2 separate regions of the Homo sapiens genome follow, and region 2 is linked to region 1. A link is an interaction called in ENCODE POLR2A ChIA-PET data of the cell type or tissue named here. Cell type or tissue: PC-9. All regions are shown on one strand. Region 1 overlaps USP54 (ubiquitin specific peptidase 54). Region 2 overlaps ASCC1 (activating signal cointegrator 1 complex subunit 1).

What was found. ChIA-PET counts read pairs that join two places held together with the same protein. Peaks named below come from ENCODE experiments on the same cell type or tissue, not always from the same donor. Only the 100,000 strongest peaks of a DNase experiment are listed, where the experiment ranks them.
Region 2: POLR2A ChIA-PET joins it to region 1 with 5 read pairs; 1 of 35 experiments calls an interaction of 5 or more read pairs at or near these places.

What each region holds. Positions count from the first base shown.
Region 1 is chr10:73,499,312-73,503,311 of GRCh38, forward strand. It overlaps USP54 (ubiquitin specific peptidase 54), which reads right to left. Exons shown (of 24, transcript NM_001391956.1): 23 at 1,344-1,527. It overlaps PPP3CB-AS1 (PPP3CB antisense RNA 1), which reads left to right. Exons shown (of 5, transcript NR_132104.1): 3 at 284-376. Among named protein-coding and RNA genes, the nearest start is that of PPP3CB, 5.3 kb to the left of the region's middle. In PC-9, no CTCF peak of the experiment used is centred here; no DNase peak of the experiment used is centred here; H3K27ac peaks cover 745 bases.
Region 2 is chr10:72,196,770-72,200,769 of GRCh38, forward strand. It overlaps ASCC1 (activating signal cointegrator 1 complex subunit 1), which reads right to left. Exons shown (of 10, transcript NM_001198800.3): 5 at 42-220. Among named protein-coding and RNA genes, the nearest start is that of ANAPC16, 17 kb to the right of the region's middle. In PC-9, no CTCF peak of the experiment used is centred here; a DNase peak (open chromatin) is centred at 1,732; H3K27ac peaks cover 1,037 bases.

The DNA of each region.
Region 1 (4,000 bases):
GAATGAATCAAGCTGTGCTTTTGATTCCATTTCTTAAAATTCTTAATATACATCAAAATCAAATCTCATACCTCCAACCTGGGCAAATGAAACAGTCTCATGGATGTTGCCATACCTCTACCTCCCTCCACTATAATCTCTCATCCACTATACACACACCTACAAAAGAAGGGCTCCCTAATATATAGCAATATATGGCAAACGTATACTCCCTTTGTGATGACTATACTCCTAGAGCCACCATACCAAAACCTCACGCAGCTTTTCTTTTTAAAAAAAATAGAGACGGGATCTCACTGTGTTGCCCAGGCTGGTCTCGAACTGCTGGACTCAAGTCATCCTCCCATCTTGGCCTCCCAAAGTGCTGGAATTACAGGTGTGAGACGCTGTGCCTTGCTTTTTTTTTGTTTCTCCAACTTTTCTTAAAATGTTACCTTCACTTCAGTTAAGCTGCCTTTGTTTGATCTCTGAGATCTAATGTGGAATGCCTTTTCTTATACATTTATTCAACTTTGGCACTCTTGGTATCTTGGGCTGATAATTCTTTGTTGGGGTTGGGGAGAGACTGCCCTGTGCATTGTGTGATTTATTAATGAAAAATACTTTGCAAAAACAGTATGTTTGGCCTAAAATAGTTCAGCTGACTCTGAGGGTTTACAACAACAACTGAGCAAGTGACAATAATGGCTGTGCTGTTGAGGACATCCCTGGCCTCTACCCACTAGATACCGGTGGTACATCCCCTTTATCCATTGAGAACCACTGCCTCAAGCTTGTACATCCAGTGCATGAGGGGAAAAAAGAGAACATCTCACTCGGAAGGTCAAAGAAAGCCAAAATGATATTGCCCACCTTCCCCACAATTGTCTGGGTCTGTACACATGGTGTGGGTACTCCATGTAAAGGGTCTTTCCAATTCTCCCACTCATTCCTTATCTTCCTAGACCATCCCTCAGCTGAGACTCAGAGGATAGAAGGGGAGAAAACTAGCTCAGAGGATAGAAGGAGAGATGACCATTTCTGTTCTGGGGATGTCCCAAAGACTGGGTATTAACTCCCCTTTGTCAGTTAAAAGCTTATTCTGTCATGACTGAAGCAGGTCATTTTCGTAAGTAGACAGACTCTAGGGGTGCTGGTCTAAACCCTTGGTCTAAGAATCATGGTGCCCAACAAATGATTTAATATTTATCTAGATAAATGCACGACTTTGAAGCAGTAATTCATATCTTCACACCACTCCACCTTGGGATACCCCCCTCCCCATAGGTATACTGATTTGACCCTTGGAGGCCCCTGAAAAGGTACCAAATTCTGGCATATAATATTAGATTTGGGGGAGTTACCTGGGAGTCTATTGGGCTCCCCTGCCATGGTGGGCATCAGGACATCTGGGGACAGGAACTGTGGTTGGGGAAGGTAGAGTTGGGGACCGAGGAGAAACACAGAAGGGTCATGGATGACAGGGAGGGAAGAGGAGCTGGAACAACGGTGCCCGGTTTCCAAAGGCTTCCTCACGTTTGATGAATCCTTATAATGAGACAAGACAAAAAAACATAGAGATGAGGATTAACACAAAGCAGGATGTAGTTGGGTAAACACAGTGAGGCAAGCAAAGGGAAATGGAGGGAACCAGAGCACAAACATGCCTACATGCCTTGTTCTGGAACAGGACCCAATTTACTCAGTTGCTCTCCCTGCTAGCCCTCTAAGAAACTGCAAACTTCAGATCCTTATCCCTTAACCAGTCTTCCTCATATCCCTCACCTTCCCAACCCTATCATTCAGGTCTTTAGCAAACTCCTTAATGCTAACAGTAGAATTAGAGAGATTGAGATAGAAATTTAAAAATAAAAACGAAATATGAGAAATTCAGAAAGCCTGAGAGAATGAGAAAAAAAAATCCTTCACTTATTCTAAGTACTGGGAATGAAACTATATATGTTTAAATGTAGAATCAAGAACTCTACCCCATCTTCTCTCCTGTCACTGCTACACATTCCACAGCTTCCTCTTTTGCCTGTCAAGTTTGTATTTACTGATGCTAATGTCCTGCTCTACTCCCTATTAGTTATCTACTTTTATGATAAATACCCAGAAATATTCCCCTTTAACATCTGAAACACTAACATATCCAAAATTGAACCAAAATCCTTCCAAACTCCTCCTCCTGGCACCTCATTTTCCTAAATCACCCATATTCAAACATTGGCAATGACCTTGATTTCCCACTTCCCATCCACAATTCCATTACTTGCCAAGGACTATCATTTCTACCTATGGGTTTTATATTTAAATTCACCTGGACTACTGCAACAGCCTTCAATCTGCTTTTCCTATCTCCCATCCACTCCTCCTTACTGTGGCCTACAAGGTCCTGTGTGATATGGCCCTGCTGCTCCTCACTTTATTTCCTATCATTCCTGGAGCTTTTACACTCTAACTTTAATATTCCTCAAACACACCAAGCTCATTGCTACCTCAGAGTCTTTATACTTCCTGTTTCTGTTACCAAGAATATTCTTCTGATGGCTCATACTTTCATATCACTGAGATCTCTAATCAAAAGTTACTTCCTTAGAGCTGATTTCCCTCACTACCCTACTATCAGGAATAGCCCTCAAAAAAACCACTATTACCTCTTTACTCTTTATTCTCTTGCCTTATTATTCTTTATCATACTTATCATTGTCTGGCATTATGTCATTTATTTGTTTATTGTCTTCTCCCCTATTTCTTTTTACTTCTGTATCCGCAGCACCTTGAACAGTGCCTAGAACAATGTGGGCACTTAGTAATAATACATTAAATAAAATAATCTATATGCCAGTATGTCTAATTTCCTTTACGAGACTGCAAGCTACTCAAGGGCAGAATTTGTGTTGTTTCATCAGTGTATGCTCACAGCACCTACTACAAAATGGCACAAAGTAAGCATTTATCATACTGCCTAAGGACCAGGTGCCAGTCCTCTCAGCATGTGACACAGCTAATTATTCCTTTCTTCTTTTTTTTTTTGAGACGGAGTCTCGCTCTGTCACCCAGGCTGGAGTGCAGTGGCGCAATCTCGGCTCACTCACTGCAAGCTCTGCCTCCTGGGTTCACACCATTCTCCTGCCTCAGCTTCCCAAGTAGCTGGGACTACAGGCACCCGCCACCGCGCCCAGCTAATTTTTTTGTATTTTTAGTAGAGACGGCATTTCACTGTGTTAGCCAGGATGGTCTCAATCTCCTGACCTTATGATCTGCCCGCCTCAGCCTCCCAAAGTGCTGGGATTACAGGCGTGAGCCACCGCGCCCGGCTATTCCTTTCTTCTTGAAACACTCTCCCCTTGGTGACTATGGTACCACACATCCTTGGTTTCCCTTCAGTCTCTCTAATCTTTTTTTCTCAGTCTCCTTTTAGGGTTCTTCAGAAGAACCACCTTAAATCTGATGCTCTTTAGGGATATGTCCTGGCTCCTCTTCTCTTTCTGCAAGTCTTTTCCTCTTTTTCAATGGCTATGATTCCCAGATTTCAATTTGCAGCTTATATATCTCATTCCAAAAGCCTGCCAGATACCTCCACTCAAGCTTAATATATGTAAAACTGAATGCATATCTTCCCTCAAATATATCATTATCTACCCATAAAACTTGAGTATCATCCTTTATCCCCACTCCCAACATCCAGGCAGGCACCAACTCCCACTGATGTTTACTTCCTAACTGGGTCTCAAATACATCGACTTATCTCTATCCTTCCAAACTACTTACTGTGACATACAGGGCTGTCTGTGGTCCATAATATTCTTTGTATCCTCTCTTGTCAACACTCTCCATCATCTCCCCTTGCCAGACTTTCTAATCCTGCCATACTAAATAAGCTTCTTTTAATTCAGTTAATATTTGCTCAGGTCCCTTTTACTTGCTATATTCTTTTTGCTTCCTCCAGGAAGCCTTCCATGATACCTCAAGCCTGATTTAAATATCCCTTCTATTATGTTCCCATAGGATCAAATCC
Region 2 (4,000 bases), 1.3 Mb before region 1:
TTTAACTTTTTTTTTAACCTTCTTGCTTTGTTTGCACTTACCATGGAGCACTTCGCCAGTACTTCCTCCTGGAATCTCAGGAATCCTTCCTGAACCTCAACTTCATTGAGGAAAAAGGCAAGGAAGTGAGTGAAGGGCTGCTTTCTTCGAAAAGTGTCCAAAAGAACATCAATCCGTGTTCGGGCTGAAATTACACCATTTCGATGCTGGCCAGTGATTACTGTAAACAAAGAAGAAAGGGTAAACTGCTCAAGGACCCCCAAATGCTTATAAAACAGGACCTCTTGATACTGTCACCTCTGAGGAGCTAAAGCAGTTCTGAATGCGTATATGAATCTAAACAGGGGACAATAACAAATATAAGAAAACTGCTAATTAATTCAATGTAAGCAGAATGAGGCTTAAAAATAGAATATCCTTGGCCGGGCACGGTGGCTCATTCCTGTAATCCCAGCACTTTGGGAGGCCGAGACAGGTGGATCACGAGGTCAGGAGATCGAGACCATCCTGGCTAACACAGTGAAACCCCACCTCTACTAAAAATACAAAAAATTAGCCAGCCTGGTGGCGGGCGCCTGTAGTCCCAGCTACTCGGAAGGCTAAGGCACGGATGGAGGGAACCCAGGAGGTGGAGCTTGCAGTGAGCCAAGATCGTGCTACTGCACTCCAGCCTGGGCAATAGAGCAAGACTCTATCTCAAAAAAAAAAAAAAAAAAAAAAAAAGAATATCCTTAAGACAGCTTATAAAGTAGAAAAATGAATTCAAGTACTACAAAGCAAACCCTTGCTAGTAGGAATGTAAAATGGTGTAGTCACTATGAAAAAGTTTGGTAATTCCTTAAAAAGTTGAACATAGCTGGGTGCAGTGGCTCACGCCTGTAATCCCAACACTTTGGGAGGCTGAGGTGGGCAGATCACTTGAGGTCAGGAGTTCAAGACCAGCCTGGCCAATATGGCAAAACCCCATCTCTACTAAAAATACAAAAATTAGCTGGGTGTGGTGTCACATGTCTGTAATCCCAGCTACTTGGGAAGCTGAGGCACAACAATGGCTTGAACTAGCAAGCTGGAAGTTCCAGTGAACTGAGATCACGCCACTGCACTCCAGCATGGGCAACAGAGCTAGACCCTGTCTCAAAATAAATAAATAAATAAATAAATAAATAAAGTTGAACATAGACTTACCATATAACCCAGAAATTCTACCCTTAGGGATACCCAAAATAAGTAAAAACCGAGAAAGAAAAAGGGAAGGGAAGGGAAGGGAAGGGGGAGCAGGGAAGGGGAGGGGAGGGGGGAGGGGGAACGAGGAAGGGAAGGGGAGGGGGGAGGGAGAGGGGAGGGGAGGGGGGAGGGAGAGGGGAGGGGAAGGGGGAGGGGACGGAACGGGTGAGGAGGGAGGGGAGGGGAGGGAAGGGAGCAGATGGAAGGGGTGAGGAGGGAGGGGAGGGGAGGGAAGGGAGCAGATGGAAGGGGTGAGGAGGGAGAGGAGGGGAGGGGAGGGAAGGGAGCAGATGGAAGGGGTGAGGAGGGAGGGGAGGGGAGGGGAGGGGAGGGGGAGGGGAGGAGAGGGGAGGGGAGGGGAGGGGAGGGGAGGGGGAGGGGAGGGAAGGGAAGGGAAGGGAAGGGAAGGGAAGGAAGGAAAGAAAAGAAAGAAAGAAGGCAAGGCATGCTCATGCCTGTAATCCCAGCACTCTGGGGCAAAGGCCAAGGCAGGAGGATTGCCTGAGGCCAGGAGTTCCAGACAGCCTAGGCAATTTACTGAAACTCTGTCTCTACAGTGGTTGGAGGTGGAGAAGCTTCTGATGTTCCATTGCCTGAGATTTCAAAACAGACAAGACCAGATCCTTGTCTAGAGGATTAAAAGCTACCAGATCATTTCCTTCTCTGATTTCTCTAATTTAGGAGACACAAAAGAAATGGGTAAATCAGAGCAAATATCACACGAATGCAACTGCAGACTTGACTTCACATCACAATTCAATTTACTCTAACCAATACATTTGGTTTTTCTATATACTTTACTTCTCTACAAGATCAATAAGCCAGTTTATTTATTTTATTTTCAAGAGAGTCTTGCTCTGTCACCCAGGCTGCAGTGCAGTGGTACAATCTCGGCTCACTGCAACCTCCGCCTCCCAGGTTCAAGCGATTCTCCTGCCTCAGCCTCCTGAGTAGCTGGGATTACAGGCACGTGCCACCACACCTGGCTAATTTTTGTATTCTTAGGAGAGACAGGGTTTCATCATGTTGGCCAGGCTGGTCTCAAAATCTTGACCTTGTGATCCACCCAACTTGGCCTCCCAAAATGCTAGGATTACAGGTGTGAGCCACCACACCCAGCTAATTTTGTATGTTTATTTTTATTTTTTGAGATGGAGTCTTGCTCTGTCGCCCAGGCTGGAGTGCAGTGGCACGATCTCGGCTCACTGCAACCTCCATCTCCCAGGTTCAAACAATTCTCCTGCCTCAGCCTCCCAAGTAGCTGGGAATACGGGTGTATGCCATCACACCCAGCTAATTTTTTTTTTTTTTTTTTTTTTTTTGAGACAGAGTCTCACTCTGTTTCCCAGGCTGGAGTGCAGTGGCACGATCTCGGCTCACTGCAACCTCCGCCTCCCGGGTTCAAGCAACTCTCCTGCCTCAGCCTCCTGAGTAGCTGGGATTACAGGTGTGCACCACCATGCCCTGCTAATTTTTGTATTTTCAGCAGAGACAGGGTTTCACCATGTTGGTCAGACTGGTCTCAAACTCCTGACTTTGTGATGTGCCCTCCTCGGCCTCCCAAAGTGCTGGGATTACAGGCGTGAGCCACTGGGCCTGGCCGGCTAATTTTTTGTATTTTTAGCAGAGACGGGATTTCACCGTGTTAGCCAGGATGGTCTCAATCTCCTGACCTCATGATCCGCCCACCCCGGCATGAGCTAACACGCCTGCCTAGTTTTTATTTTCTCTTCTTTGTTTTCTGTTTTTTTGTTTGTTTTGAGACAGTCTCGCTCTGTCACCCAGGAGGGAGTGCACTGGTGCGATTGGCTCACTGTAGCCTCGACTTTCCCAGATAAAAAGATCCTCCCACCTCAGCCTCCCAAGTAGCTGAGACTACAAGCATGTGCCACCACACCCAGCCAATTTTTGTATTTTTTTGTAGAGATGGGGTTTTGCCATGTTGCCCGGGCTGACCTTGAACACCTGGGCTCAAGTGATCCTCCCACCTAGGCCTCCCAAAGTGTTGGGATTACAGGCATGAGCCACCAAGCCCAGCCTGACACACTAGTTTTTCACACTGCAACATTTGTGCTAAGTTAAAATGGAGTCTTTATAGCCTGTCTACCCTTTTCTGGATAAGTTCTGGAATGAATCTAGTATATTAAAATGGCTAGGGTCTCCACATTTACACCACGTTATAATTTTACTGCAATAAAAAATATTATATAACTTACTACACAAATAGAAAAAATGGGGAACATATAACAAGTGTTAATAGCAATTATGTTTGGGGTTCGTATTATAAGAGACTTCCATGTATACCTTATATATAATTTCTGCAAGCTTTCTCTTTTTTGAAAGCATGTATTAATTTTATAATCAGAAAAAATTAGGGCTGGGCGCAGTGGCTCATACCTGTAATACCAGCACTTTGGGAGGCTGAGGCTGGCTGCACCTGAGGTCGGGAGTTGGAGACCAGCCTGATCAACATGGAGAAACCCCATCTCTACTAAAAGTACAAAAGTAGCCAGGCATGATGGCACATGTCTGTAATCCCAACTACTTGGTAGGCTGAGGCAGGAGAATCACTTGAAACCAGGAGGTGGAGGTTGCATTGAGCCAAGATTACACTAAGCCAAGATCATGCCAATGCACTCCAGCCTGGGCAACAAGAGCGAAACTCCATCTCAAAAAAAAAAAAAAATAGATGAAGTAACTTTTAATGCAATTATAAAATGACCTTGGTATTTGTAACTTGAATGTTAAAACTCAAGGAAAATAAAATTTTGCACTT